2 separate regions of the Homo sapiens genome follow, and region 1 is linked to region 2. A link is a loop called in an ENCODE intact Hi-C map of the cell type or tissue named here. Cell type or tissue: GM12878. All regions are shown on one strand. Links, peaks and the distances in the headings refer to the core of each region. The heading gives the core; the rest is flanking DNA. Region 1 has its middle 87 kb from the start of RXFP2. Region 2 overlaps FRY-AS1 (FRY antisense RNA 1).

Region 1 (16,620 bases), core at 4,685-12,684, 190 kb after region 2:
TCAAGAAATGGAACATTTCCAGCCCCCACTGTTGCAATCACAGCTCCCTCATATCTGCCTTAAGTAACCACTAGCCTGACTTCTAATAATTACTTCCTCACACTTATTTATAGTTCTATCACCTAAATAAATGTTCATCCTTAGATATTATCATTGAATCTTCCCCATTTTATAATTTGATACATCTTTTTTAGTCTACAGATTCCTTTTCTTTTTTTTTTTTTTCTTTTTTGAGACAGAGTCTCGCTCTGTTGTCCAGGCTGGAGTGCAGTGGCACAATCTCGACTCACTGCAACCTCTGCCTCCCGGGTTCAGGCAATTCTTCTGCCTCAGTCTCTTGAGTAGCTGGGACTATAGGCACGTGCCACCATGCCCAGCTAATTTCTTCTATTTTTAGTAGAGACGGGGTTTCACCATGTTAGCCAGGATGGTCTCGATTTCCTGACCTCACGATCTGCCCGCTTCGGCCTCCCAAAGTGCTGGGATTACAGGTGTGAGCCACCACACCTGGCCTACAGATTCTTTTTCTATTCCTTTACTTTCTTTACAATTTTTCTATTGCTAAACTGGCACTTTTTGACCAATAGAGTTTCCCACAGTTGTTGACTGCATAATACTCATTGTTCAGTTTAACAGTTATCTCTGTCCTCATTATTGCCTGCAAATTCATAACTGGATTCAGGTACTTGATCAGACTCAGGTTTGGTTCCTTTGGCAAGGAGGTGCTAGTGTTCTTTCAGCAGGAAAAATATATTATCTGGTCATTTCTCTTTTTGTGGTTTCAAGCACTGTTGATATGTAGGGCCTAAATCTATTAATTTATTAAGGGTTTCAAAATAGTAATATTACATTTTGGTCATTGTTGGTTTATTGTTTTACTTGTATTACTTTTAAGAAGGTACACCTCCTCTAATCTATAATTTGATTATCATAAGTATACAGTTAATATAATTAAGGCAAATAAATGTACAGTTAATGTAATTAAGGTAAAACAAATGCTTGCATTTTTATTTGCCAGTCTTTTAAGAAAATTGTTTTCCTAATATCCTCCAAAGGTGACTAGTTTCTTTGATGGCATTATAAAGTCTTAAGTTTAAGCATGTTTAATAAGTGCAGAGTTAGGCAGTCCCCAAGACCACCTTCATTTCTGACACCAACCACACTGTTCAGGGGTTTGCAAGACCACCCTCCTTGCTGATACCAATTTCAAGTCTAGGGGTCCCCAAGGCAATCTCCGGGTTTGAGAAATTCACTGGAAGGACTCACAGAACTCAGTGAAGTCTGTTATACTCACAGTTATGGTGTATTATAGCATAGTGATATTCTGGAAGGGGTCCAGATTAAAGTCAGTCAAAAAAGCAGCACATAAATCAGAGTCTAAGTAAGCTCCATGGGTAGATCTTTCATTTGTCCTCTCCCAGTGAAGCTGTGGACAGTGCTACATGCTTCTAACAGGACTATCACTTTCTTCTCTTCTTATGAGGCCACTAATTTCACCATGAGGGGCCTACCCTCATTATCTGCTCTAACCCAAATTGCCTCCCAAAAGCCTCATCTCCAAATACTATCGCACTGGGGATGAGAACTTCAACATATGAATTTTAGGGGGACATAAACATTCAGTTCATAACATGGGCTGTATAGATGGGCCACAGGTGGTTATCAACTCCCTAAACATTTATATTCGAAGTTTTATATGGGTTTGTTCATTTTCCTAGTAAGAGTTTTGGTTCTCATTGAAATCCAAAAGAGATTACTAACCCACATTTTAAAAACCACTTTCATAAATTATGAGCTCCTCGCAAAAGGGAGCACATCTTACTCCCCCTTTCAATATGAGGATAAATGAATGAATAAATGTTTCTCTTTTTTAGAAGATACAAAGTAAGAAGAATGATTTGAAAAGATATAAATTTTTCCTTCTTTTTCTATTACTGTTTTATATGATTTTCCTGGAAATTCGAGTTTGTGGAACAACTGTGAGTTTATTTGCCATGAAAATACAGAACCAGCTGTAGAGAATATGAGAAGTGATGGGCGTGGGGGGTACTGAAAATAATATATAGTATGTATGTGGGCAAATGGAAATCTTGCAGGCAAGCCAAGGACAAGAATTTCTGCCATCTTTTCACCTTTAAGAAACTTCAATTGATTGTCTTGGTCCACTAAATCTATAGCAACTTCTTTACTTCTTCCAAATGATGTCATTCTAATGATGGAATAAAACTAGAGGTGCTGCAACATTAATGATTAATTCAATAAAATGCAAAGCTGTCTCAGGACAGGCTTGGGGTCAGGGTGAAGTGTTTCAGATTTGAATCATCTTAGCTAGCTTTGCAGATTCAGTTATTTCCAGCTAGCACTTTTCTGCTTTCATTAGATTAAAAGACATGTGACTGCCGAAAGAACCATGTATATGCTATATCCTAAAACGCAACTGCAGCATTTCCAGCTCTAGGTAGGTTCCTGAAGCTTTGTGTTCTGCACCCACGGCCTTCAACATGATTCAGAGCTGGGACTCATTGAATTTCAAGAGCTGTAATAAATTAATCCTCAGGAACATTAAAAATAGATAGACCAAACTCTGGAGCTCTGCTGAGAAAAATTACATGTATACTTGTTGGCTAGGCAGCCTAGAGGGCTCATGAGGGAATTGGCCAGAAGGGAAAGGCCTGTGGAGGCGAAAATCAGTGCAGCATTGTCCCTATATGAGCGCACAGTGTAAAAACCGCTAACAGCATGTTTCTATCTTAACAATTTATTGATCTGAAATCAGGTTAACTCAACAGCCTTATTTATTTATTTATTTATTTATTTATTTATTTATTTATTTAGAGATGGAGTCTCACTCTGTCGCCCAGACTGGAGTGCAGTGGCACAATCTCGGTTCACTGCAAGCTCTGCCTCCCAGGTTCATGCCATTCTCCTGCCTCAGCCTCCTGAGTAGCTGGGACTACAGGCGCTCACCACCACGCCTGGCTAATTTTTTGTATTTTTTAGTAGAGATGTGGTTTCACCGTGTTAGCCAGGATGGTCTTGATCTCCTGACCTTGTGATCCACCCGCCTCGGCCTCCCAAAATGCTGGGATTACAGGTGTGAGCCACCGTGGCTGGCCAACAGCATTATTTTTATTTTTATTTTTTTGAGTTGGAATTTTGCTCTTGTCGCCCAGGCTGGAGTGCAGTGGCACAGTCTCAGCTCACTGCAACCTCTGCCTCCTCAGTTCAAGCCATTCTCCAGCCTCAGTCTCCTGAGTAGCTGGGATTACAGGTGCCCACCACCACGCCCGGCTAATTTTTGTATTTTTAGTTAGATACGGGGTTTTGCCACGTTGGCCAGGCTGGTCTCAAACTCCTGACATCAGGTGATTTGCCCACCTCGGCCTCCCAAAGTGCTGGGATTACAGGCGTGAACCACCGCGCCTGGCCTCAATAGTCATTTTGAAGGCAGATGGATAAAATGCAGCTTGAGGGGTATAGACAGCCAAGAAGAGGGAGCATTCCCGTCTTGGTTGGGATTTAGTGGTTGAAAGTTTGTAGTTAAGTGTGTCCAGGTCTTCTTAGCATCATTGGGCTGAATTGTCCTTGGCTTCTCTCTTGCACACAGCCCCTCCTTTGCTACCCAGTGGACCAATGGTGGTCTGGCAGTGGCTTGACAGTGCTTGGAAAGTTACTCTAAGGAAGTAGCTCCCTATGCTTCAGGTTTGCACACAGATATGAGACCTTGTACATTCCTTGTGATATATTTATGTATTTCATTTTTTTTTCTGTGGACTATGTATTTCTAAATGATGTATTTCTGTAATTGCCTTTTCTAATCAACACCTACCAAGTTCTATAGTAAGAGGCTCTAAGTATTTTATAGTTAAAGCTTCTGATTTGAGATCATGAAAAAATGCCTACTAAAACCACAATAGGTCAGGCACAGTGGCTAGCACCTGTAATCCCAGAGCCTTGGGCCAGGAGTTTGAGACAAGCCTTGGCAACATAGTGAGACCCCGTCTCTACCAAAAAAAAAAAAAAAAATTAGCCAGGCATGGTGGCACACACCTGTAGTCCCAGCTACTTGGGAGGTGCAGGAGGAAAGATTGCTTGAGCCCAGGTGTTTGAGGCTGCAGTGAACTATGATTGCACCACTACACTTCAACCTGAGCCACAAAGTGGAGCCTTGTTTCTAAAAACAAAACAGGCCAGGCATGTTGGCTCACGCCTATAATCCTAGCACTTTGTGAGGCCAAGGCAGGCAGATCACTTGAGGTCAGGAGTTTGAAACCAGTGTGGCCAACATGGCGAAACCCTGTCTCTACTAGAAATACAAAAGTCAGGGGGATGTGGTGGTGCGTGCCTGTAATTCCAGCTACTCGGGAGGCTGAGACATGAGAATTGCTTGAACCTGGAGGGCGGAGTTTGCAGTGAGTTGAGATGGAGCCTCTGTACTCCAGCCTGTGCCACCTGGGTGACAGAGCAAGACTGCATCTCAAAAAAATAAATAAAAATAAAATAAAATAAATACTAAACTAAAGCACAACAAATTATAAATAATTTTCAAGAATATGCCTAAAATATTAAATTATAAGTTCTGAAGTGCCAGAGAATCAACAAAATTTATCATTTCAATGAAATTTGGAAATGATAAACATTTAAGTATTATAAATAAATAAAAATAAAATTCTCAATACTTCTTCCCTCAGAAGAAAGCTGGGTTTAGATTTGACTGTAGACTAAAGATGAAACTGTAATGAGTGGTGAATCAACCATAGCCTGATATGTCATGGACCAGATTAATGTGTCAATTCATTTAATCATAATCTACTTATATATCAGAGCATGAATTCAAAATCTTAAAGTAATGTATAATTACAGAATAAATTATTTTTTCAAAAAATAATTTTCCTAAAAATAAACGTGAAAAACCTTATCTAAAGCAAAATATATTTATAGCTGTTCATTTAGGATGTATTCTAAAATTCCTAGGGACTTTAAAACAACAACAAAAATTTTTTTTTCTAGACGGAGTCTTGCTGTCACCCAGGCTGGAGTGCAGTGGCGTGATCTCGGCTCACTGCAACCTCCACCTCCCTGGTTCAAGCAATTCTCCTGCCTCAGCCTCCCGAGTAGCTGGGATTACAGGCGCCCGCCACCGCACCCAGCTAATTTTTGTATTTTTAGTAGAGGTGGAGTTTCGCCGTCTTGGCCAGGCTGGTCTCGAATTCCTGACCTTGTGATCCGTCCGCCTCAGCCCCCCAAAATGCTGGGATTACAGGCGTGAGCCACCGCGCCCAGTCAACAAAAAATTTTTATATTTATTTTTTGCTTTATTATTTAGCAATTGTTCTTCATAGATTTAATCTGTACAATATTAAGTCATCATTCTGTTTCTGCAAACATACCTTAGCAAAATGAGCTAAGTATTATATAATTAGGGAACAACAATATTGAACTCATTCATAATAGTTCTTTTTCCTGTATTTCTTCAGAAACATTAAGATAAAAGAAACTTGGAGTTCATTTTTACTATAATAATTTCTTTGTTAGTCAGTATTTCTGGTAGACTTATATTGCTAAGACATCGAGTTCTAGCTATAGAAGATGAAGGCTAAGCTACTCAAGTTTAATATTCTTTCATCATATAGTTCTTCCTCTAAATTGGTTAAATCTAAGTATTATTCCTATGCAATCAAATAATGCAGACAGAATTGAAAATATAATTTTGATTTTGAAAGAGTATGCCTTTGATTTTTCTAGAAAATGAGATATGCATATCTCTAGGATGAATAATGTCCAAGTATGCATTTAAAATTCTTTTAGATATTGATTTTTAAATCATATTTCAGAAACCATGATAGTTATGCTTACAAACACAATCACAGACATCTCTGTAGAATTCAGTAATAGCTTTTGGACCAGAGAAATAATGTACTTCATTTTAAAACCAATTTAACATCAGCTATCTACGCACTCATACATTTGGATTTTCAATGTTTGATTAATAGAAAAATACATGGAAATAGTCTTACGTGACATTCTAGGAAATTAAACTTTTCTAAGTCATTTATTAGAAAAGAGAGACCAAATCATTAATCTGGTTTAATTTTATAGTAGTCATTAGGAGCTACTTACACAGTTGAATTTTCCTTAAAAATGTTGTTTCTTAATTGAAAAAATACTCAGATGCTAAGTCTAAAAGATTATTAAAAACCATACAACTTATTCTCTGCTTTGTAAAAATTGCGTCATTAGTCAAGACTTTTAAAAAACTTGAATTATTTCTTTCTTGCAATTGATGATTATTAATTTTGAGAAACCGATACTGAGCAAAAGCGAATAGCATGCCTATCTTGCAAAAACTGAAGCTATTGTTTTTATTTTCCTAAGGCTTGCATTTTAACGTTCTTTTCTTTATACATTAATAACTCAATGAACAAGCCCTTTAGGAATGAAGTTTCATTATAACTCATTTGACTGATTTCAGACATATACATGTACATTAATCATGTGAAGCAGAGGTCCATGCATATGCTAATAGGAGATAAAAATATCTCTTTCAGCCGTGTTCACATATTACATCTACATGAGGGGCAGGCATAAAGATCATTCTGGAATATATGAAAATTGGTTAAATATGTCTCCCCAATCCCCATCCTTTCATTTTCTTCTCTATTCATTTCGCTGAATGGAGTGAATGACTTTTTGCTTTTAATCATTTTGGATAGTTAGGACTTTTGGGGAACATCAGAATGATATGGGCCTTATATTTTCCAATTTATAAGAACAAAAAGAGAAGGAGGAAGGGGATTCTTGCCTATATTGATTTTTATGCTGCAGGAGCCCTGGGAGCTCTCAGTGTGCACATGCCAACACACCCAGTAAATGAGCTGGTAAGCCTGTGTTGCTTGTAGTAGTATTTGAACTTCTCAGTGGTGCTTTCCCACTTAACCTTTATAGCGTCTCCGTATGTCCCGCCTCACTTCCTGGAGCCTTTCTCTGCCATTCTTCACCCTGTCTGAATGCGAGCTGTGCTTCTCACAGGAGACTGCTGCCTAATGTCACTGCCAGTCAGCTTCCAAACACCACAGGCAATATCACTCTTTTCACACAGCTTCTACCTCGGAAAATACAAAACTGAGGGAGTTTAAAAGCTGCACAATTTTTTTTTTCAATGTGAAAGTTAAGATACTGTAAGTGTCTTTGAGTACTTATACTTACTACTTATCTCTTGGGTGATACTTAGCACTTTAATGCATAATTTTTCTCCCACATAGGGCACTTCTCTTTTAATTTTCTCATTTTGGCAAGTTCATCTTTCAGAACTGCTAGATCACAGGAGATCATCATTGACAGACACTGAAATCCTCTTTGTTCTAAAGCCAAGTATACGACTAGACCAATGAGAATTAAGGAGACCTGAAAAGCTTTTGGTAAGATAGCATCAACATTCCCAGAACTTGGCAGGAAGGAAACTAGCAGGTGAAGACGTCCATTTCAAATGATTAGGGCTGGGGAGGGACCTCCTCAGGGTGAAAGTGGCCTTTCTAGCAGTTATCTCTGCTCCCACAACCAGCTGGAGTCTGGGCCCCCTCAATTGTCAAGTCCAAAATCTCCACCATTACACTGATGGAGAAATGGTTCCCACAGACTATTTGCCTTTAGAAGGTTATTATTAACATGCACATGTTATATATTATCTGAAAGCAGCCTGTCTCCACCCAGCTTCTTTCTGTAATACCAGTTGACCTCTGAATTAGCTAAATTAGCCTTTAAATACTAATAGCGGGAAAATCCATCAACTATAGGGGTGCAGTATGGGTGGGAAAGAAGTATACATCCTGGGTTGGGGGGTGAAGGCAAAATAATGATACTGGATCAAGCAGGACCAAGGTAGAATTTCAACCATAATAGGTCCATTGCCTGATGTTCATGGCAAGTCAGTACTCCAAGACACCAAGTTGCAGCGGAGAAAGAGGTTTAATCTTAGTTAGGGTCACTTAAAACCTCAAATCCATATCTCCATGAGGAGTTTAGGGCAAGGGTTTTTAAGGGTTTTGGGGTGGGCTGAAATTTGGAGATCATTGATTCATTGAGGAGTGCACGGTGATGTCATGGCACAGGGAGATGAAGAAACTGCATTATCATGTAGATTCAGTTCCTATGTGGAGGGTCACTGGAATTGGGGATTTGGAAAAAAACCTCTTAAGCAACTCCTAAACGAAAGCCTTATGATTCTAACGTCAGAGATCCTATCTATAAGAACAATGGGCATACAAATTAATTTTTAAACAGATTCTAACGTCAGAAATCCTATCCATCAGAAAAATAGGAATGCAAATGATCAGTATCTAGTGCTACCTGACTTTCAATTACAAGGAAGTGGGCCAAAGTGCAGCTTGATCAGTGGTTAATTATAGGTCTTTCCAGAATTTTTGTTAATCCTGTGAGGATGGCTTCAGGATAAGGAATTTTGGAGGCCAAGAACTTCAAGGGGAGAAAACCTTAAAAAAATTGCAAGATCCTAAGGGAAAAAGAGAACAGAGATGAACAGAGAGGGAAAGAGAAGAGCTGCTTGTTTCTGGACCCAAAGAATTGTTGAAGGGCAACTGAAATTTAATTGTGATTTTTGATTAATAATGTATTTTTTAATTCTTTTTTTTTTTTGCCCTCAGAAAATCAGGCAGAAAAGAATGTGTTTTTATTTTATTTTTATTTTTTTCAGATGGAGCCTCGCTCTGTCGCCCAGGCTGGAGTGCAGTGGCACAATGTCGGTTCACTGCAAGCTCCGCCTCCCAGGTTCACGCCATTCTCCTGCCTCAGCCTCCCGAGTAGCTGGGACTACAGGTGCCTGCCACCACGCCTGGCTAATTTTTTGTATTTTTAGTAGAGATGGGGTTTCACCGTGTTAGCCAGGATGGTTTCAATCTCCTGACCTCATGATCTGCCTGCCTCGGCCTCCCAAAGTGCTGGGATTACAGGCGTGAGCCACCGCACCTGGCCAAGAATGTGTTTTTTAAAGTAAATTTAAATGAGGAGCTCAAAGGTCTCTGAAGGTTGCTGTAGGTGTAGAGGCTCTTATTATATCTCTTAATTTTTCTCTCATAGAAATTTACTAGTAAGTGAATTATTACACTAGTCTGAGACTATTTCTCTTCCAGAAAAAGAGGAAGACAAAGATAAATAGGTCTTTTTGATTTTTGACAACTCCTTATGAACCTTTAGGACTCACATTCTCAGCCAAATATGAGACTAACCCAGAGAAGTATTTTGCTAGAGTGATCTGAATGGTTTAATGCTGAGAAGAATGGATTTAAGAAACAGGCAAAGAAACAACAACAACAACAAAATACAAAACAAACTCTAGAATCTACTGACTAATAATAAAATATCTAATGTCTTGCACTCTATAGAGTGCTTTCCCCAGACACATATTATCTCATCTGAAGTCCTCATGACAACAGCTCTGTGAGATAGATGGGGAGGAATTGTTCTTGTCTTACAGATATTTGAGGTTCATAAACAATAAGATGCTTGTTCAAGACCACACTGCCTCTCTGTGGCTGATCTGAGACTTGAACTAGATCTTTCAATGCCCAGTGTAAGATTTATATTCCACTTCTGCCCAAAGCCCTGGCAAACTTACATTTTCTTTATGGTACGTCATAGGAATCTTCAGAAAGCAGACTCAGAGACAGAATTTAGTGTTCAGGGAGTATTGTGGAGTGCCCTTGGGATCAACACTTGTGGAAGGGAGAGGGCAGGAGCTGAGCAGGCAGAGGGAGAAGTGAGCTGGAATACAGGAGCAGCAGCCTAGGCCAACGCCATGGAGAGATCTGGAGTGGAGATGACCCATCAGAGCTGCCATGCACTGGACTGCACTGGGCCAAAATGGCTGGGCCCACTTCATCACTGAAAGCCAGCTGCCCCTTTAGGAGGGCAGCTGGGACTAGTACTTCATTGAAGGGCCATGCGGTGGGTGGCACATCTCTGTAGCCACCACAAAGAACAAAGAGGAGGTAAGGTTGTGACTCATTCTGCTTAGCTTCCAAAAAAAAAAAAAGAAAGAGTCTGTAGTCATTTTAAGGTCAGTTAGAAGCTTCTGAGAATGCTTGCTGATAATGGCTATGTAAAAACAGAAAACTAGTTTACATTCTGCAGATCTCACCATTGTAGTCTCAGCATTGCTTATCTACATTCCAAAAGAAAAGAGGCTAAGCCTCTTTCTGAACAGGTGTTAAAGAAGAGTCAGAATAGAAGGCATTATGCTCAACATAAGCATAAGGCATACCAAGAGCATAAGGCCTGATTCCATCATCTGTGTCCCTAGAGCAGTACTTCTCAGTCCTAATGGGCCTGTACATCAGCTGGGGATCTTGTGAAAATGCAGGCTCTGCTTTGATGGGTCTGGGGGTTGGGCCCAAGATCCTGCATTTGTATCAATTTGATGCTCTTAGTCCTCTGGCCACATTTTGAATAGCAAGGCCACCCAGTTTCCTCATTCTAACTTGGTCTTCTTTGACCCAGTATCTTTATTTTGCCTCTACTCCACAAACCAGGGTGAGAAATTTATTCTCTCAAAGTTGTGGAGGCTAGAAATCCAAAATTATGTTGTTGGCAGAGCTATGCTCTTTCTGAAAGCCTTTAGGGGAGGATCCTTTTTTGTTTATTCCCCTTTCGGGTAGTTCCAGGCATTTCCTAACTGGTGGCAGTATCACTCCAGTCCCTGCCTCCATCTTCCTAAATATTTGGGAAGTGCTAATCAAGATTTCTAAAAATGGCCTATACCTTCTGACTCTTGATCCTTTTATTATGCTCTTTGCACTGTGTTTTGCTCCCTTTAGTGAGCCTGTCTCTTTCACCCCAAACTTCTCCAGAGCAGGTGTTACAGGAAAGGGGTCCCAATCCAGACCTCAAGGGAACATTCTTGGATCTCCTGCAAGAAAGAATTCAGGGCTAGTCCATAGAGTAAAGTTTATTCAGAAAGTAAATGAATAAAAGAATGGCTAGTCCATAGACAGAGCAGCGCTGAGGACTGCTGGTTGCCCATTTTTATGTTTATTTCTTGATGATATGCTAAACAAGAGATGGATTATTCATGCCTTCCCTTTTTAGACCATATAGGGGTAACTTCCTGACATTGGCATGGCATCTGTAAACTGTCATGGTGCTGATGGGAGTGTAGCAGTGAGGATGACCAGAGGTCCCTCTTGTCACCGTCTTGTTTTTGATGGGTTTTGCCCGGCTTCTTTACTGCAACTGTTTAAACAGCAAGGTTTTTATGACCTGTATCTTGTACTGACCTCCCATCTCATCCTGTGACCTAGAATGTCTTAACTGGCTATAGAGCCCTCTCCAGGATTGCTGTGGTTTGGTGAAAATGCAGACCTCTCTCTTCTGCTGTGTGTTCTTTGCTGGTAATTTAATGACACTCTGGTATTTTTGCTAGATAGAGATTGCTGATACTTTGGTTAGTGTTATAAATTTCCAATGTGCTTTAATTATAATACTTTTTATCAGTGATTTAGAACATAATCTTCACTCTTTTTCTTCGAATCTCCTCTCTTCTCTTAGTCCCTGAAGCAAATTCTGCCAAATAAAAGACTGCCGTTTGCTCAGCCACCTGGAAGTCCTTTCTAAGCCTAGACCAGAATTCTGCCCTCTGATGTGTCCCATTCTCGGAGCAGATTTTACTCCCTCATGTCAGTCACAGTCAAGGGTTTGACTTCACTTCCTATTAACCCTGTTTATAGCACCAGGAAGAAGGATATCAGACATACTCTTTCTTTTATGAAAGTCTAGTTTCACTGCAGATTACCCAAAAGTCCTCTATATGGTACATCACAAATTTGTAAAACAATCTTATCTGAATCTCAGTGTCTTTCTCTAGGCAGGGTTTTTATATTGTTGGATATGTTTTATTAACTGTTTATAATTTACACTTTCTAATGTGGTTTTGTGTACAATTAGATGGCAAGGAAGAGAATGATGGCTATGGGAAATTTATGGATACATCTATGCACATAAAGGCATCTTTCTCTATCCCGTGTAGCACGATCACAGCCATTTAAAACCCTTGAATCATTCTGGGTAACTAGATTGTGATTTTAAACAGCTCAGAAGTGACATTTTATGTATTAATACAACAAATAATTATTGAGTGTCTACTATGTGTTAGGGACTGTCCTAGACACTCATCTACCAGCCTTAAACTTTTAAATGATCTATTTTTCTAACACCTTCTACTTTTCCTTTTGCTTTATCCGTTCGATAGTACTCTGACGTGAATCTAACCTTTTCTTGGCACTGTGGGGCTGGAGACAACATGATGGGTTGAAAAGGCACTGTGTTGGAAGTCAAGAGAATTGGACTCTAGCTTCAGTTTTACTAAAAATTATTTGTGGGACCCTACATATTTCTTTTCAGGTTGTTTTATGTAAAAGTTCCTTGTAAACTGTAGAATGCCATAAACATTTAAAGCATCATCATTATGGACATTCATTTTAATACGGATAATAATACACATATTTCTTCAGTATCAACTAAAATATATGGAATTGTTTGCCCTTTGCTAAATGGACCAAGATTTCAGAGCTTTTAACATGTGTATATATGTGTTTATGAAGCAAGGTTGGGTAAATTGCGGATGAGGAGACTGGAAGAGACTCACCACTCTTGCAGATGTATTCTGGAGAGAGGTAGAGTGAATTTTCATACTGTTTTCCCTCTATTTTCAGAAAGACTTGTAGGGATAAGCTGTCTTTTAAAAAAATGTGATCATGCTAAAGGAAAGCCTGTAATTTTAAAGCTTTTCCTTTTGTTTCGTGCAGTTAAACAATAATGACCTTGAATAGAAGGCCCTTTGTTTAGCAAAGAATTCATATTTTGGATATGCAAGGTAGACCTAAAACTTAGTTTGAGGCAAGGGTGAAGAACAAAACTATTCTGCAGAAGGACTAACAGGATTTGGAGGTAGGAGACTGGCAGTCAGAGTAAGTAGAATGTGTGTATGTTTGTGTGTGGGTGTGCACCTGTGCCTAAGAGAAAAGCCCAGGAAGATGGAAACAATGTAGGCCTAAAATAGAGGTGGAAATGGCTGAACGAACTTTTAGAATATTTTATTTAAGTATTAAACTGTAATCCTTCATTAGCCTCAACTATCAGTACAAATCTACCATAAATGGTAGCTCTGTGTTCTTAATGATAATGGGGTTTGAGGAACAATGCACCCCTCCTCTAAGACTCCCTCTGCTATGCTGATGTGTTGGTGGAAGGAACATATTGAAAGAAGACTGAGGCAGTTAAGGCTGGCAGAAGCCCAGAGCCAGGGATCAAGAGAGAAAGAAAGATGCTCGCAGAACAGGAACTCATTTAGCCAATTGTAAATCCCCTGAAATTCCAAAGAAATACTGAAAAGACTTCGTACGTTATATGCTATATGTAAGGTGAGGGCTTGAGTCATCTACATTTTAATTTTAAAAGATGACATGATCACATAAAATATTATGAATTAATATAATCAATAACAATGTATGTACTGACAAAATTAAACCGATAAATCATATTTACATATGTCATATTTACACAAGGTCTTTTTGAAAAAAGGACATATTTACATTATGTCCTATTTACACAAGGTCTCTTTTTTAAAAGAACAATTGTTAAAGACACAAGATTTTAAAAATATTTTTTTTCTCCTCTACCAGAGGTAAGTCCTTTCTTGAAATAGGAGTATAGTCATGCACCACATAACAAAGATTTTGTCAATGACAGACCAGTATTTCACAGTGGTTCCATAGGATTATAATGCCATGTTTTAGCTGTATCTTTTCTATGTTTAGATATGTTTAGCTACACAAATACCATTGCATTACAATTGCCTACAATATGCAGTACAGTAATATTCTGTACAGGTTTGTAGCCTAGGAGCAATAGATTGTGCCATATATCCTAGATATGTAGTCGCCTATCCCATTGAAGTTTGTGGAAATAGACTCTGTGATATTTGCACACTGATGAAATTGCCTAACAACACATTTCTCTGAATGTATTCCAGGCTTTAAGTGATGCATGACTGTATATCATTACCATGTATTGGATATATACAGGATATATCATTTTGTGTATTTTAAATTTTTAAATAGATGATATATTTGTACACAATCCTTTGTAACTTTATTTTTAATCAATATTATGTCTTGACATTTATCTAATTTGATACATAAAATCATTTTAACTGTTCTATGATAATTGATTGAACAAACCATAGTTTATTAATCCATATTCCTACTACAGGACAGTTATTTCCACTTTTTTTTTTGAGACAGAGTCTTGCTCTGTTGCCAGGCTGGAGTGCAGTGGCATGATCTTGGCTTATTGCAATCTCTGCCTCCCAGTTCAAGCATTCTCCTGCCTCCGTCTCCTGAGTAGCTGGGACTGCATGCGTGCACCACCTCACCACTTTTGTGCTATTACAGTGTGGCATTCTATATATATATATATATATATATATATTTTTTTTTTTTTTTTTTTTTTTTTTTTGAGACAGAGTCCTGCCCTGTTGCCCAGGCTGGAGTGGAATGGCACTATCTCGCCTCACTGCAACCTCCACCTTCTGGGTTCAAGCGATTCTCCTGCCTCAGCCTCCTGAGTAGCTGGGATTACAGGTGTGTGCCACCATGCCTGGCTAATTTTTTGTATCTTTAGTAGAGAAGGGGTTTCACCATGTTGGCCAGGCTGGTCTTGAACTCCTGACCTCGTGATCCACCTGCCTCAGCCTCCCAAAGTGTTGGGATTACAGGTGTGAGCCACTGTGCCTGGCCACATTTAGTTTTTTAAAACCATCTGGAATTATTTTAATGTATCCCACAAAATCAGAATTTTATTTAATCTTTTTTTTCTATATGGATAATCCATTGACTCAGAACTACATATAAAGCAGCCCTTCATTTTCCCATTGATTTTTCCTCCAATATCCTAATGTGAAAAATATCAAACATACAGCAAAGTTAAAGTAATTTTCTGGTGAACTCTTGTATCTACACCACCTGGATTCTGTCATTAACATTTGCTATACTTGCTTTATCAAATATCTATTCATCAGTTCATCCTTCTATCCATTTACCAATTTTCCCTGTTTTTCATGCATTTAAAATTAAAATGCATGCATGATATACTTTCTCTTAAATATTATAGCATGCATATGTTAACTATAGTTCAATATTATTTACATTTTTAAATTTTCAGGTAAAATGTACAAGCAATAAAATGTAAAAATCTTAAGCGTATGTTTGCTGAGTTTCGGTAAAGGCATGCCCTTCTGTAGTTCAAACCTTTATCAAGATTAGAATGTTACCATCAACCTGGAAAGTTTCCTCATATACGTTCTCAGTCAATTCTCACATAATCTACTTAGAATTAATATTGCAGAATTTCATATGAAATGCAGAAATCTTGCCTAGGTTTATTAATTCTGCTGGGGTTTGCAAAGCTTCTTGAATCTGTCAATGTATGTCTTTCACAGACTTTGGGAAAATTTTGACCATTGTTTCTACAGAGGGCTTTTTCCCTTCATCTTCTCTCCCTCTGCTTCTAACACTCCAGTTACACATGTGTTAGCTCTTTTGATATTGACCTATAGGCTCCTGAGGCTCTTTTCATTCTTTTTTTCTACCTTTTCTTCATATTGAATAATTTCTATTGCTCTTTCTTCGAGTTTGCTGACTCTCCATGCTACTACAGTTTCATCCAGCACATTCTTTTTTCTTTCTTATTTCGGAGATTGTATGTTATAAGGGTGAAAAGTAGTCTTCCAGAAGGTATCTACATAAATCTCTAGAACATTTGAATGTTACCTTATTTTGGAAAAAAAACCCAGTCATTTCAGATGTAACTAAGTTAAAGATCTTGAGATGAAGAGATCACCCTGGATAATCTGGGTGGGCTTTTAATTCAATGATAAGCAATTTTGTAAGAGACACACAATGGCGATTTGCCAGACAGAAGAGGAGAAGGCATTGTGAGCACAGTGGCAAAGATTGTAGTGATGGAGCCGTAGACAAGAAATGCCAACAGTCATCAAAAGCTAGAAAACACAATGAAAGGACTCTCTTCTAGATCTCCAGAGGAAGTGTGGCCTTGCTGACACTTTGATTTCAGACTTCTGGCCTCCAAAACTATGAGATAATACATTCTATTGTTTTAAGCTAACCAGTTTGTGATAATTGTTACAGCAACCACAGGAAAGGAATACATTGTATTTTTTAGCTCTACAATGTCCACTTGGTTCTTTTCCTATAGTTTCTATTTCTCTGATAGGGTTCCCTATCTTTTCATTCATTACCAACATATTTTCTTTTATGTCAAGCATAGTTATAATAGCTTCTTTAAAATTATTGTCTGCTAATTCCAACATCTGAGTCACCTTAAGGCTGAGTTCTTTTGATTTGTATTTTCTCTTGAGAATGAGTCACACTTTTCTTGTTCTTTGCATGTAGAATAATTTGAGATTGTATTCTAAACATTGTGACTGTGATTTTATGGAGAGTCTGTATTCTGTTCTATTTTTCTGAAGATATTGAGTTTAAAAAATTAGACTCAATCTGCAAATGGTAGATTTTGTAGTACCTACTCAGC
Region 2 (16,620 bases), core at 5,097-13,096:
GGCTTAAGGAGGCATAAAATAAGGTCAAACTCATATAGCTAGTAAAATTTAGGTCTATTTTAGACCCTGAGTCACTTGTCATAACTTTGTTATTTATTTATTTTTTTAAAAATCACAAGCAAGGTGAGAATCATGGTTACCAAGTTCTTTAGAGAAAGCTCAGGAAGAGGCTGGGCACAGTGGCTCATGGCTGTAATCCCAGCATTTTAGAAGGCCAAGGCGGGTGGATCACTTGAGGTCAGGAGTTCAGGACCAGCCTGGCCAACATGGCGAAACGCCATCTCTACTAAAAATACAAAAATTGGCTGGGCGTGGTGGCACCCGCCTGTAATCCCAGCTACTTGGGAGGCTGAGGCAGGAGAATCACTTGAACCCAGGAGGCGGAGGTTGCAGTGAGCCTAGATTCTGTCACTGCACTCCAGCCTGGGCAACAGAGCAAGACTCCATCTCAAAAAATAAAAATAAATAAATAAATAAAAGTTCAGGAAAGATGCTAAGGTACTCCCTAACACAGCAGAGGCGCTTCAGGTCCCACTGACTCTCCCAGCCTATTCACTGTCTTCCTGCCTGGCTTTGTCCTGGGTGATGTATTCCCTGGGGACTGTAACCAATTCCAAGAAACCAAGAGAAGAATGCCTTTATTTTTTACATTAATTTGATTCATTATACAGGCAGTGGTCTCTACAAGGATGTCTGACCTAGAGTGGAGATGGGGTGACTGAGGATGGAAATCTAGTCTGAACTCCACTCTCCAATTTGGCAGGTACAGAGGTGGCAGTGGGCTGCTTCTACCCTGGCATGGGTCTGCATCAGCCCAGGACTCAATCCAGAGGAAGGGGTGCCTATTTTTTTTTTTTTATCAAGATACCACATGGGCTGGTGGTAGCTCTGGGTGGTCAATGGGAAGGAGGTGGTCAGAAGGAGTGACCTATTGGTCACCTATGTACCTATGTCCTAGCAAGCCATGTAGCAGAGTGGGATGAGGGTGGTAAAGGATACAGAGACTATATCTCATAATCCATGGCATTTACTCTCCTCCTGTCTTGATCCCAATTATAACCATCTGTCCCGTCTCTCCCTCCAGAAGACCTGTGTCTTACTCAGCTTTGTGTTCCTTACATCTCTGTAGCACACAGTAAGTCCTCATGCAATAAACATATGTTGAGTGAATAAGTGAATGAGCAAGCTTGTCATGTCTGACTGTTATCTGCTGCCTGTGGGAAAAAAATGTATAAGAAATGCAATTTTTTGTTTTAATTCATACTTAGTTTACTCTTTTTTTAAAAGCATTTTGAAAATTTTTTTGAGGCTAAATTGTGTGGCATTCAAAAAAAATGTGGAAACAAAGCCTTGCAAACAGTCTGGATGCATGCCAACATCAAGAGCCATTACCTAATGATTTTAAAGCATCTGATTGAGTTGATTGGGTTACGATTGGAATCCACCCCCTTTTCTTGTAGACGGATACACGTGGGTACACATGTGTAATTACTGTCACAGAGTGACATGTACATTCATGAACAGAATGTGTTAGGCAGAAATGTTTCACTAGCATCCTGAAGAAACAAAGGAAAATCACTAAATGCAAGAAAATAATTGCTTTATCAATTTTTGATCAGCAGTCTCAACTTCCAAAAAAGCATGAACTATATTATATTCCCACTATTATACATTGTATCTTAAGAACAGCTCCAAATCAAATTAAGCATCCCCTGAATTGAGATAGAAAGACAGCAGTTACAATCAATGGTGATGAGTATGGAAAAAGGGTTTTGTTTTTCTTTAAACAGTAGAATAAGAGGCTTTTTAGAGATAACCTAAAGGACAAAGTGTTGAGATAAATAACAAACTTCTCTTTTGACCTATTTTTGATGCATGATTTGGACGGATCTATCCCATCCTAAGAAATATTAGAGAAAAAATATGAAATGATGCCACACAATGTCCATGTGGTAAGCATCAAACACAATAATCATTACCTTAAAAAATCCAACCCACATATATAAATCTTCACAAAAATAGATTCAGCAAGTTTTGAAAAACATTTACTCCATTACTATCCACTGCAAATAATTTTTTTCAATGAATTGAAATACATTTAAATTTTTTGAATGCAACACAACTTCATTATAGCAAAGCTTGTTGTTGTCCAGATTCAAACATAAACAAGAAAAATCATGTCTTCTAAAATTGTTATCATTGAAACATAGCAGCAGAACTCATTTTTTCTTTCCTACTCAGCTCCCCTGCGAAGGGGTTTTATAAGGAACCCAGAGCCAAGACAAAGGAATCAGGAGGAATTCTAGCACAATGGGAAGCCCCTGAAGGGTTTAAGCAGAAGACAATAAAAGACTCCGAGAAGTGGCAGCAGGGAGTGGAGGAAAAAAAGCCTGGAATTTACCCTGCTTTCTGCTCTGCACATGGAATGCCCCCTCCATGTGTCCATTGTCATCCAAGGTGTTTTGACAGGTCTAGAGTGGGGTAAAAGAATGGTATTTATTCAGGCCTAATATTGAGGCTTGGGGCTGGGCTGTATATCAGAGGGCATGCATAGACAAAGCTGAACAAAGGGGCACACCTACTGGGCACCTGCTGGGCACTTCTCTAAAAGTGGCACTGAGACATCATTAGGATGAATTAGAACTAGGGCACCAGTTAACCCGGGCCTGCATGCTAGTGAAAGGAAAATTGCGCCTCTCCCTCAACCCTGCTCCAGACAACTGAATGGTGACTTCAAGAACAAATATTCAGGCTGGGTGCGGTGGCTCACACCTGTAATCCCAACACTTTTGGAGGCTGAGGTGAGTGGATCACCTGAGGTCAGGAGTTCGAGACTAGCCTGGCCAACATGGTGAAACCCTGTTTCTACTAAAGATACAAAAATTAGCTGGGCGTGGTGGTGGGTGCCAGTAATCTCAGCTAGGAGGCTGAGGCAGGAGAATCGCTTGAGCCTGGGAGGCAGAGGTTGTTGAGATGGTGCCATTGCACTTCAGCCTGGACGACAAGAGCATAACTCTGTCTCAAAAAAAAAAAAAAAAAAAAAAGAACAAATATTCAAAGGATATTAATTAGAAGGGGAGTGACATTGTAGACCAGACCATGCTCCATCATATAAAAGCTGTATTGTTGGCAAAGTTGTTGAGCATCTCATGGCCTCATTTTCCTCGTCTGTAAACTAGTGCCTTGTCACACAAATCTGTTATGAGGATTACATGAGTGCCTAGGCAGATGACAACTGTTATGTAGCAAATCTGTAGTGAGAAATGAACCCAGAATATGCAGCACAAAATGCCTCCTTAACTCCATAGTCAGGTTAGAAAAAGAGAAGAGAAGGAAAGAGGAGAGAGAGAACCTGTCATCATAGAGAGATCCCTACCCCCAACCCCCTCTGCTGGCTACCAAGGTAAGGTAGACCTGCCCACAAGGCTGGAAGTTTCGGAAAGGTAAAGAAAGTCTAAACACATGCACATACAAACACTATTACTTAACATTTTAGTAATATTAAGTCATATAACATTTGGTGCCCAGGGTAAACTTCCATTTGATTAGAGGTTCCGGTTAGGTTAGTATCATCTCAAAATTTACCTAATTTAGTCTTCTCATCAACCTCTCAAAGTAGTGTCTGCATATTTGGATATCATTAACCTGTAGTCAAAACCAGGAGATGTTGTGGTTCATACATATTTTGTACACATAAAGATTCGACTTCAATTTCTGCAGAATAAGGTCATAGCACACTTAGTATTTAATGTATTTAAAGACATGTATGCAAAGAGAAAACATGACAGCATTTACCTCATGCCCCTTAGCATGAAAGCATACAACACTAATGATAACTTTATTATCCTATTTTTGAATATCACCAGCAACCTGAGAAATTATTTACGTTCAGATACAAACAGGTCAAATATAAATGGCCACAATAGGAGCCAACTATTAATACATAATTATAAAATATTAAGTCCCTTCTGAAGAAGCAAAAAATGGCATTTGCGGCTGGGCACGGTGGCTCACGCCTGTAATCCCAGCACTTTGGGAGGCCGAGGTGGGTGGATCACCTGAGGTCAGGAGTTCAAGACCAGCCTGACCAACATGGTGAAACCCCATCTCTACTAAAAATACAAAATTTAGCTGGGTGTGGTGGCGGGCACCTGTAATCCCAGCTACTCGGAAGGCTGAGGCGTGAAAATTGCTTGAACCCGGGAGGTGGAGGTTGTGGTAGGCCGAGATCCTGCCACTGCACTCCAGCCTGGGTGACACAGCGAGACTCCATCTCCAAAAAAAAAAAAAAAGGCATTAACTTTGCATATTATTATTTACCAAAAATGCAGATACATAATGCTTAACAGTATAAAAAACAATTATATTTATATCAGTCGTCATCACCCTTTAGATTCGCCATCTACAGGAGAACTAAGAAAATGCTGGTTCTTCCCTGTATGAATGATAATCTAGCAAAACAAAAAAATAGAGCATTCTCATAGTTGTATTAAAGTTATTGGGTGATACTCCTATTATTTGGTGATAAAAATTAAATACCTTTTATGGCTAGAGTGAATATTCCCACCAATGTTACCAATCTGATACACAAAAATAAATAGTAGGGTTTAAGTAATAAGGGAAAGATCAACTTTTCCTTAAGATACCATTTAATGTACATAATTATTAAAACCTATAATTTTCAAATCAATGAAATTGAGGAAAACTAGAAATTTTGGATAGTTTTTTAGCGCATGCTACTTAAATTTTACGTTTTTTTCCTTCTAGGTGCTAAAATTTTTTCTTTCTAGGTATGACCATGTTTATAGTTACCTATTAGCAAAGGTTGAAGGGCTGGGAATCAGGAAACTCATGATTCTGCTTTTTATTTTGATCCCGATCCTATAACCTTGGACATGTTATTTATCTACTAAAAGAAGAACACTATTTCCCATCCCCAAACTGCCTCATCTCTTAGGGCAAGCCAATCTTTGGTTTTCTATACCACTGGGAGGAACCATTGCATAGGAAAAGCAGAACACTGGGTAATAAATTATTCTGTGTAACTCTTTGGCAAACATTATTTAATTTTTTGGCAACAGATTCACCTTCTTGGTTATGTTCTAATAAAGCTCATGTCAAGAGTATCCATGAAAACACACACTGTCTACTGGCAGGAGAAGCTGACATAGGACCAAAAAATAATTGGGGATTAGAAAGCGATAAATCAATATAAAAACGATCAAGCTGTCTACTGTGAAATTAATGAAGTAGTATCAAAGTGCTTTGTTCAGCTTAGAGGAAAAGCAATAGAAACTATATAACTAGACAATTCTTGTAAACCAGGAATAAACAATAGTCACACGCCAGGTTATTACAACTGAGATTAAGGACAGTGGTCTAAGGAATTAAGGATATGTTACAGCATCACTTCATTTGGAACTACCACTTTAAAAAGAAGTGTATACCTCACTGAGCATCACAGATTTCACCTTCAAAGACTTCAAAATGACCATCTGTTCATGGAGCTGTCTGGTACAGACCCCAGGTTTCTGCCTTTTAGAAGATGGTGGTCTAAGCCCGACAACAGTGGAGCAGAAAAACCCATACATCACCTTTCCTCCCACAGACGATGTTTAACCGTACAGTAGTAGAAAATGTGACTCTGAAGGAGCAAGTATATTTTAGAGGACAGAGAAAGTCTTACAAGGCGTGTTTTTAGAAAGGGTGGGAAATCACCACCCTCCTTTGACCAGACAGGCAGGGCTTTGTGTAGGAGGGTGGGGCTGTCAGAAACTGTCTGAATGATGGAAGGCAGCAGCTTAGCAGGCTAGTGGGAAGAGCGACTCCAACTGCACGGCTCAGCTTAGGAGGCAGAAGTGAGGTCAAGAGTAATGATCTTTGCAGACCGTCCACAGGGGTGAGATCACTCTGAGAAGCCCAAGGAAACAGAAGTGGAGGGTCATGATTCTGACCCTCAGTGTTAGCTGTGGAGAAACTCAAGCTCATGGTCAGATAAACCCTGCTCCACCCAGTAATGGCCTCAGTGATCCACTTATGTGTTTGACCTATTTCTTTCTCATTTATAAGGTACACATGATTCTGCCCTTTACATAAGGTTGTTTCATGATCTTAAAGGAGATTATGTAGATGAAAGGGCTTTGTATTCCCAGGATGCTAATGTTAGATTCTCAGGGCTCCCATCAGTGTAAGAATCAGACAAATAAGAGGGTGAGTGGTCCCTGCTCAGCCCATCGCCCTTAAAGACACATGCTGGCACCTTCCCTCATTGTAATAGCCTGCTGGACTTTTAGTTTTGGGTTTAGGGACATGCCAGGGGTGTCCTGCTGTTTAAGTGGCCATTCATCAACTCCAGGAATGTGCTGGTGGTTTGCCTGAGTCTTATCCAAATGCCACTCTGGCCTTTGGATAAATACAGGATGGGTGGCAACTGTGGTCAAATTACTACTCCACCCTACCACAAGCCTTATTTTCCACCTTCTTTGCTCCTCAAGGGAGTTTCCCCTTTTTCTTATCCTTTAAAATTATTTTTAAATATTTATTTGTCTATGAATTCTTATATCCTTACCTTGGTATATGATTTTCCCATATATAATTTATATTTTGTGTTCATTACAACAAGGGGTAGCAGAAGCATAAGGGAAGGGACATGGACATGGGCCTTCACCAGACTTCTGGATGAAAGATGAGATGACTAGACAATTCCAATAGTGAGAAATGTATTAGGAAAAAGGCTGAATACAGAATAAGCACAGCAATATGCTCTCCTTTGGCTTTATATCTACACTTCCAGAGGAGGAAACTGAAATTTATCAGGGTAGGTCCCGCAGCAGAGTAATGACAGTAACAGTAACAGTGATTACTACTGGTCCTGTGATAACAACAAGATTGGAACTCCGATCTGGTGCTAAGCCAGTGATGTCCAACAGAAATGCAATGCGAACCACACACGCAGTGTTCAATTTTTAAGTAGCTACATTAAAATAACCAACAAGCAGGTGAAATTAATTTTAATAATCTGTTTTGTTTAACCCAATATGCCAAAAATCATTTCAATAATTAATGAATATAAAAAATATTAGTGAGACATTTAATATTTTTTGTACCAAATAGTTGGAATCCAGTGGGTATTTGACAGCACATCTGCATTTGGACTAGCCACATCCATCTTGCAGCCATTGTACACAATATTGTACACAATAGCTACAAGTGGCTAATGGCTCCCTTATTGGACAGTGTAGTCTAGCATGTTCCTAAGTATTTTTGTGCCATGAGCCCTTTTGGCAGTCTGGCGAAGCCCATGAGTTCCTTCTCAGAATAATGTGTTTACATGAATAAAATGTGGAAGACACAGGGTGACAAAGAAAGCAATTATTTTGAAACATAGTTATTCAACTATTTAAAAAAACACAAAATTGTGGTATCGTATATACCTGCTTCTTCAAATGGTGCTTTAAATAACATTATCCAGAGGCGTAATAATTATAAGAAATTTTAAATAAAAGAATGATCATAAATAATATTTCAATATGCCTAAAGCAACTGTAGTGATGATGAAAATATCTGTGACTTCAACTGATAGCAAATTAACTTTGAGTTGTGGAGTTAATTTGGTGGGTCAAACCAAGACACTTTCCTAATGACATAGAATAGGAGGGAATACATTAGAGGGCATCATTCACAGTCAGGTTGAGTACTGTTTCATGAAACCTCTGTTATATTTGTATGTATACATACACACGGTTAAATACTGGGTTGCAATGTAAAATGTACTTTATATTGCGAGTCATGGTTTTAAAAAGTTTGAAATCTTCATACTCTGCTAGTGAGAATGCAAAACGGTTTAACTACTATGGAAAGAATCTGATGGTTCCTCAAAGAGTTAAACATAGAATTAGCATACGACCCTGTAATTTCACTGTGTACACATGCCCCAAAGAAATGAAAACAAGTTATCAAACAAGTATATGTACATGCATGTTCATAGCAGCACTATGCGTAATAGCTCAAAGTCTTCAATGTCTATCAATGGATCAATGAATAAACGAAAGGTGGCATATATATGTAATGGAATATTATTAATCCGTAAAAAGGAATGAAGTTTGGGAACATGCTACAACATGGATGAACCCCCAAAATGTTATGCTAATTGAAGAAGGCTGGATACAAAAAGGTCACATATGGTATGATTCTATTTATAAGAAATATCCAGAATAGGTAAATCCATAGAGACAGAATGCAGATCAGCTGTTGCCAGGGGCTACGGGGAGTGAAGAACTGGGAGAATCTGCTTAATGGTGAAGGGGTTTTTACTTTGGAGTGATGGAAATGTGCTGGAACTAGATAGAAGTGGTGGTTGTGTAACACCACGAATGTACAAAATGTCACAGAAGAGTCACCTTAAAATGGTTAATTATATGTTGTTTCACTGCAATAAATTATTCTTATTTTTTAAGTTTGAACGCCTTTGTTCTAGAGGGTCTTTCCATTTGTAGTGTACTCATTTGTGGTGCTGCTACATCCCCACCTAGTGGTAGAGGCACCTTCTGTCTGGACTCCAGGACTCAAGATGCCTGACTGCTAGGAGACCACTTTCATATCACAGCGTGAGTTCAAGATCTGAGGTAACACCTAGGCCCATGCCTAACTGGGATGAATATTTCGTGTCTAGACATTGACAATGATAACCGTCAGTCACCCTGAGCTTCAGGCAGGAAACAAGGACAGTTTTAGTCCTGGCCCTGATATATTTCTCAAGTTATGGAATCTTTCTGGGATTGACTTATCTGTCTATGAAATCAAAACAATACTCCCTACCACAAGGTTATGGTAAAGGTTAATATAAGGTAGCATAAGAAATGCATCCAATACCAGTAGATGCTCATAAAATGTTAGTTCTGTTCCTCATCCTTCCTGATTTCTAAAGATACTTGGTATGAACTTAGGAACCTCCAACAATATGCATCCAAGGGGGCTCCCCCAACTTCTGACTGTCACTGGAAGAAAGAAAAAGACTCTGGGTGTCCAGAAAAAAAGTGGCAGGGACCTGGAGTGATTATGAAAAGGAGAAGACAGAGTACAAGCAGAGAACCCAGGACAGAAACTCAATATGATACAAAGTCAAGCGACAAAACAGCAGCAGGGACCTGGTGAGCACCAGGTATATAGAGGGGAGGGAAGAGAGAGGTAAAGGGTCCAGCAGACATTCTCGTTATTGCCACGAATGCTACCTGAAAGTGACAGAGACAGACAGACAGACACAGACACACACACACACACACACACACACACACACACACACAGAGAGAGAGAGAGAGAGAATACCAAGAAATACAGAGAGAGAGAGAAAGAGAGAATACCAAGAAATACATAAGGCAAAAATATTTGGATATTTTTGCAAGTGGGCTTGCATGAAAGATTCCAACTTTACAACATGTTCCATAAAATGAAATGGAAGGCTCTAAACTGTGAGACGTGGTTGCAAAAAAAAAAAACCAGAAAAGACGGACACCAAATCATGAGTTTTTCAAATGATGAAGCCAAAGGGAATAAGCAACTCAAAGGGTAAACATGGGAGGAAACAAATCACGAAACTAATTTGAAATCAAATAGCGTAAAATTACCAGAGCAGAAAGCACTTGCTCCCACGTCAGAATATTCAGGATTTGTAGGAAATTCTATAACGTGGTACAATTTGACTTTGGAAAAACACGGGAACAAAATCAAAACAACATTCTTACACCCTTCTAAGAACACTGGCAGGGTCAACGGGGAGGTGGTGAGTGGAAAACCCCACAGGCAGGTCAGGGAAGCAGACCTCCCCACCAGGCCTTCCTGGGCCCAGCAAGCATCCCTCACTGCAACAGTCATTTCTGCCCTGTGCACTCCACAGCCTTCCTGCTTCCCTCCTCCCATCTCGTTCTCAGGGACGACCCTGCCTCCTACATGGCACCGGATAGGAAGTCCCATTTTTCTGCCATCAAATCCACAAAGCCACCTTTGTCCCCTCTCCTGACCCTGTTTCTGCCTCCTGCCCAAGATTGTCACTCCTATGGGTCTCTGGCATCTTAACCTTTCCCTTTCTATAAAATCTTTCTTGCCTTTATGAAAACATAGCCAATACCTCTTGTCTTACAAGCAAACAGAAACAAAACAAAAACCCTTATCTTATCCCACATTTCCTTCCAATTCTGATATGGTTTGGATTTGTGTCCCCAGCAAATCTCACGTTGAATTGTAATCCCCGTTGTTGAAGGTGGAGCCTGGTGGGAGGTGATTGGATCATGGGGTAGATATCTCATGAAAGGCTTAGCATCATCTCTCTTGGTACTGTCCTCATGATGGTGAGTTCTCATGAGATCTGGTGGTTTAAAAGTGTGCAACACCTACCCCCTCACTCTCTCTTGCTCCTGCCATGTTAAGGTGCCTGCTCCCCTTTTCCTTCTGGCATGATTGGAAGCTTCCTGAGAGGTCCCCAAAAGCAGAAGCCACTATGCTTCCTGTATAGCCCACAGAACCATGAGTCAAACTTCTTTTCTCTATAAATTACCCAGTCTCAGATATTTCTTTACAGCAATGAGAGAATAGACTAATACAAATTCCTAGCCTACCTTCCTGACTTCCCAATCATCGCTTAATGTCTCAACACAGCTGCCTTTATACGCAGCCTTCAGTTCCTCTTTCCACTCCTCTTCCCCCTTCAGCCCACTTCAGGCTGACTCCTTGGCCACACTTCCACTAAGGTGACCAACAGCTTCCACTTAGCCAGTGGGCTCTTCTCAGCCCTTAACTGAAACGGCATCTCCGTAGCGTTTGATATAGCTCCACACCCTTCTTCTTGCAACTCTCTTTTTCTTGCTTCCGTGACCTTACACTTTCCTGGTTTTCCAGGTGTGGCATTGTTGGTTCCTGCCTAACTCTTCAGTCTCATCTTGCACCTTCCCTGCTACCCAGGACTCCTGCACCTCAGGGCTCAGCATTGCTGTTCCACCTGCCTAGAGGCCCTCCTCTCTTCCCTTGGCTAAATTCTATTTGCCCTTCATCCATCTAAGTATTGCTTCCTCAGAGAAGCTTTCCCTTAACTCCGTGGTCTAAATCTGGAGCCACAGTTGACATTTCTTATTGACACAAATACTTTATCACAAATTATGCATTTATTGTGCAGCTAGTTTTCAATATGCTTTCTCCCTGTTTGGACTATCAATTTCACTAGGTACATTCTATGTTTATTTTGGTCACCATCTTACTCCTATGTTCTAGGACACAAGGGGGACACAATAAACACAGCACATGTTATGCGGGGCAGGGCATTCCTTGCTGCTCTTGTTCACTCAGGTTGGGAGAAATCAGCTTGACAGATTCAGCGGCAACCAGCAGCAGACAGCTCTTTCCTCATGTTTAGTTATTTCGCTTTTACTTCGCACAGCCAAGTTTCTTAGAAACTTCTCTGTCTCTCCCTCCTAATCCCCTTCATTCCAACTTACTGCCATTCCAGCACATTGGGAATGAGTGTGTCATAACTACCAATGCCTAAGCCCTATGGAACTTTCCAGTCCTCACCCTACTTGGCCTCTTGACAGCATTTGGCATTACTGGTCAAGTCTTCTTTTTTGAGACGTTCACTTTACTTGGCTACTGTGACATATGTCTCCTCTGTCCTCCTACCTCTGTGACTATTTGGTCTCTTTGCATTAGGGGCTCCTTCTCTATCCCTTCCTGCAATGGCAAGAATAACTCAGAACTCCATATTCAGCCCCTTTCCTTCTTATATATAAATATTGCCTAGGATGAATCATCTGAACCCACAGCTTCACCTATTGTCTGACGTTTCCCAAATTACTTTTACACCTCAGACCTCTCCATGGAAGTTCACATCCATATGTTACCTCTTCACATCTTACTGTCCACCTCAATCCGGATACTCCTCAGGTACCTGAAATTCAACATGGCTTCATCTGAGCTAACCACTTTCCTTCCCCAGTTCTTACTTTCTCCTTTATTGCCTGAATGACATCATCATTTTCTAAGTCACTCAAGTTAGAAATTCAAGACTTTTCTTCCTTCTCATCTCCCAGATTCAAAGACTCAGCAAGCCCTGTTGAATCTACCTCTTAAAAATTGCTTGTATCTGTTTTCTCATCCTCTTTCCTACCATCATTCTATTACTTAAGGTATTTGTAATACTTCACTTGGATCAATGCAATAGCCTTCCTATTGGCTCAGTCCTCATGACTCCTGCCAGATTGTTACAACATTTCTCAATCCCTTTTGAGATAAAGCCCAACCCTTGGTTGCCATACAAGACCCCTTTCCACCTCTCTAACTTCATGCAACCCTGTGCTTCAGCTATAGGGAACTGTCTGCAAGTCTGCCAAAACACCAGGCTGTGAACTACTGTTAGGTCCTGCACTATACATTCTGCTTTTCCTTCCTCTTAATTCCAGCTCTAACCCTTACCCATTCTTCTGAGAAGCTCTGACTGACTTCCCCAGGCAAAGTGAAATACCCTTGCTTTGGGCCACAGTAGTACTTGTTACCTGATCTTGTGTTTGTAGTTTACTTCTCTGTCTCCCCACTAAACTGTAAGCCCCTTGATGGAAGTGGAAGGCTGAGTCTCTCATTTCTGAATTACCAGCCTCTAGCATAGTGCCTGGTACATAACAGATTATAAAACATGCTAGCTGAATAAATAAAGTTAAGTATAAACATGAGGTTTATTTTTGTGGGTGAGCTCAGAAGCATTGGGTATGACAGCATCCCTTTCAATATATTAAATATATAAAATACAATATTCTTTTGGTATGTATCTGCCAAGTGATTTTTTGTAGAAATCTACAGAAAGAGTGAAACAATTCTTTCATACAAACCAAAGGCTAGCAATCACATGACAGTATGGAATATTGTGTTTTTATTAAAATATCTAATCTAAGAGATATAAATTCTAGAGATTAATTTTGAAATCTTCTGTTACTAACCACAAAATTTCCTTAAATGCCGTATGTTCAACCCGTAGAAAACAACAAGGCAGACGCAGGATGTATCCATGAATCTTACAATGCCCTCCAAACACTTGTCAATGGTGAGGCTTAATTTTACTGGAACATGCTTACCTAGCTGATCATTCATGAAAGAACAGCTGCAGCCAAGAAAGACTTTATGTCTTACTCTGAGGTTTTCTTTTCCAAAAAGGAGCTAGCTATCTCATTAACACACCTTCACATCATGCAAAGGTCCACAATGTCTTTGAATTTCCCACATGGAGAAACTGTGGCATTTAAATTTGATGGTTATGGTCAAGGAATGAGTTCAGACATTGTTCTTGTTTTTGCAAACTTTCTTCTGAGGACCAACTGAGGTTATATCAGAGGCATTTCTTCAGAGAGTCTAGCCATGAAGCAGTTACAGTTTTATTCATTTGCTCTGGGTGGTGGTTCTTCTTAAACCCTGAGTCTACTATGTTATCTGCTGTGGTAACCAGCAGGCTGGTGGACAGGCACAGCCCCGCTGGGATATTGGAACCATTGGAACCACACAGACAGCACAGGCTGAGCCATGCCCACCCTGCACAACATCGCCTGCACACTCTGCTCCTGATAGGGCCACCACTTAGGGCCTGATACATGTAAACACTTGGAAGCATGAGAAGTGTTCGCTTTGTAACAGAAAAAAAATCCCGATATTTCTCAGGATGCATAATGCCCAGAAATAGGCCAAGAAGAGCTCAGGGCAAGCCAACTATGTCTAAAAACTGAACTGGCCTCAGGAGGTAAACTCACCCCAGGTTTTGCTTATTAAATCATTCACAACTAATGGGATAGCTCCTGCAGAAGTTAGATGTAGGTGTGAGGGAAGTCAGTAAAGAATTTGAGTTCTTATCCAAATTTCAAACTACTCTGACCCTTACCCAACTCCTATGCTTTACTTGGAGGATGAAAATAATAGCACTTGTAGGACTGATTGCTAATAACAGGCTGCATAATAGATTACAAAGGGGTTTTGTATCAGCTAAACTACTAACTCTCACAGGCTCACATTGAAGCACAAAAAGGTATGTCTCAACTTCTCTCCCATTTCATTAAACAAACGTGTGTGTGTATAGGTATGTATATATATCATTCACACACACACACACACACACACACACACACACACACACACACACACATCCTGGGGTTAACTCCTTAGCCAATCAAGAATGCAACCTTAGCAGTATAAAAAACACCCTTTTCCCATGTATTTTTAGTTAACAACCACAACAAAATAGGGCAAGTCTAGCAAAGAGCCATCTGGTTCTTTGTTACACTTTCTGAAAGGCAGCAGTGTAGAATAAGCGCCAGCCCCACACCAGCCACAGCGGCCTCCTTGCTTTTCCTTGAGAAGACCCAGCCCAGGGCCTTTGCATTTGCTCTTCCTTCTGCCCAAACTTCCTCTCTCCAGGTATCCATATGGTTTGCTCTTTCTCTTTCTTCAGGCTCTGCCTATCAATAAGATGTTCCCTGACCACCCAATATAAGGCGAAATTTCCTTCCCCTGTCACTGTGACTTTCTTCTGTTTCTATATTTTATTCAAAGCATATTTCACTCTCTGAATAATACATATTTACATGGTCTTAGTCTCCCGCCCTCCCCCACCAGAATATAAGATCTGCGAGGGAAGGAGCTGTGTCTATTTTATTCACAGCTGTAATTTTAGCACCCAGAACAATGCCTAGCATGTGATAGGTGTTTAAGGAATATTCAATAAATAAATAAATAAATAAATAAATAAATAAATTTTGTTGCGATTTAACTTATTCTGTGTTATACAAAAATGTGTCAAATTAGCAAGTAAATTAACGTCAAATAATGTCTACATTAGCAAATGCTTACAACAGTACCGCTCTGCTGATGAACCTTGACAAGCTATGGTCCATGCTAAATTAAAGGTCAAGTTTGACTGCCTCTGAAAACATTTCATTTTCTCCACTGCTCTGGATGGGTAACCCTGTGATGACCAAGGGTGATGTGCCTGCTGGATGATTCCAATCCCCAGTTCTCTAAATTTGATTAAACTCTCCCTACTCCAACTAAAAAGAGAATCAGCTCAGTGGACTGGCAGCTGAGAGATCTGGAGTGCCTCTTACCCAAACACTGCGTTCGATGGCCAAACACAAACGTGGGAACTGTCTATGTGGGAGACCAGTAGAGCCAGGGCAGCAAGTACAGAATTGGCCATTAAAGCCAAGGATGCCCAAGGTAAGGAGAAAGAGGGCATCACAGAACTGGCCTGGGTAGGTTCTGGCCTTGGACTCACACTTTCCAGGTGATTGGAGTGGGCCTACATGGGCAGGTTAGATCCATGTGAAAGGAGCTGATGAACATCACCTTGGATCCTCGGCCCTGCAAAACGTAGGCATTCTGGTTTGTAAGTGACGTTCTTTCTGGTTAGATTGAGAACAACTTCTATTTCCCCACATTATGAGTGAAATACTTTAAATGAATTTGACCTTTTAAAAATCATCAGGCAGACAACTTGAAAGGCCTTTTGTGATCAATGTGGTACAGCCAGAGGAACATTTAAGACTCAGCTGGTGAAATAGAAAACTTAGCAGTGGGCAGCATTAATCTTGTTAATATTTCCAATAAGAGTCTCACTTTATATATGCTGGCTAGATCTTTATCTATGTGTAGCTAATGGATATTACTGTTAGCTCTAGGACAACAATGGTACTGTTCTGTCCCGTTAGGTATTTTTATTGATGACTGGGATAAAGCCAGAGGTGTCATATTTATCACATTTAGGAATAAAGTGAAGGATGAGGGCACTAAAAATAACAAATAACAGCCAGGATCTCTTCTATAAATGGTTGGGGTAGGGTGGAATAATAGGCCAGATATATTAAAAATAATGTTTTATTTCAGGGTAAATGCCAAAATGCATACCCCACCAAAAAAAAAAAACTATCAAGAGTAGGATGTCTCTTCTACTATTTATCTGTTCATTCACTTTATAGTACATCTTACAATTTGTAATTATATATTTGTTTGCTCATTTGTTCACTGACAGCCTTCACTAATGTATGTTAAGTTCCAAGAGACAGGGACAATGTCTACTTGGTTCCCTGCTGTATCCCCAGTGTGACTAGATAAAAGAATAAATTATGCAAAGGATAGGAGAAGACAAGCCTAAAAAAACAAGCTGTGTAGAGACTTGGGATTTCTCATAGACTGCAAGCTCAACATCAGTCAACCATGCTGGGACTATCAAAGGTAAACTAGATGTCTAGAACATGGGATGGGACCATCTTGCCTGGTTATATTCATGGAATTATCCTCCCACTTCTGTGGGTTCCAAAAGACAAGGGTTATGTGTTAGGGGCTGACTTGTGCCCCCCAAATCCATATGTTGAAGTCCTAACCCTCTGTACTCAGAATGTGACTGTATTTGGAGACAGGGCTTTTAAAGTAACAACTAAGATAAAACAAGGTCATTAGGGTGGACCCAATCCAATATGACTAGTGTCCTTTTAAGATGATTAGCGGCCAGGTGTGGTGGCTCACTCCTGTAAATCCCAGCACTTTGGGAGGCTGAAGCAGGTGGATCAACTGAGGTCAGGAGTTCGAGACCAGCCTGGCCAACAT

Evidence for each region. Peaks named below come from ENCODE experiments on the same cell type or tissue, not always from the same donor. Only the 100,000 strongest peaks of a DNase experiment are listed, where the experiment ranks them.
Region 1: it touches region 2 in a loop (2.3-fold over the local background); 4 of 110 quality-filtered maps call a loop at or near these places.

Annotation. Positions count from the first base shown.
Region 1 is chr13:31,818,256-31,834,875 of GRCh38, reverse strand. No RefSeq gene overlaps it. Among named protein-coding and RNA genes, the nearest start is that of RXFP2, 87 kb to the right of the region's middle. In GM12878, for the core only: a CTCF peak has its summit at 9,545; a DNase peak (open chromatin) is centred at 9,495.
Region 2 is chr13:32,011,718-32,028,337 of GRCh38, reverse strand. It overlaps FRY-AS1 (FRY antisense RNA 1), which reads left to right. Exons shown (of 4, transcript NR_103839.1): 2 at 672-763; 3 at 1,085-1,135; 4 at 2,242-4,292. Among named protein-coding and RNA genes, the nearest start is that of FRY-AS1, 12 kb to the left of the region's middle. RefSeq lists a silencer at 8,448-8,547. In GM12878, for the core only: a CTCF peak has its summit at 8,532 (motif pointing left); a DNase peak (open chromatin) is centred at 8,507.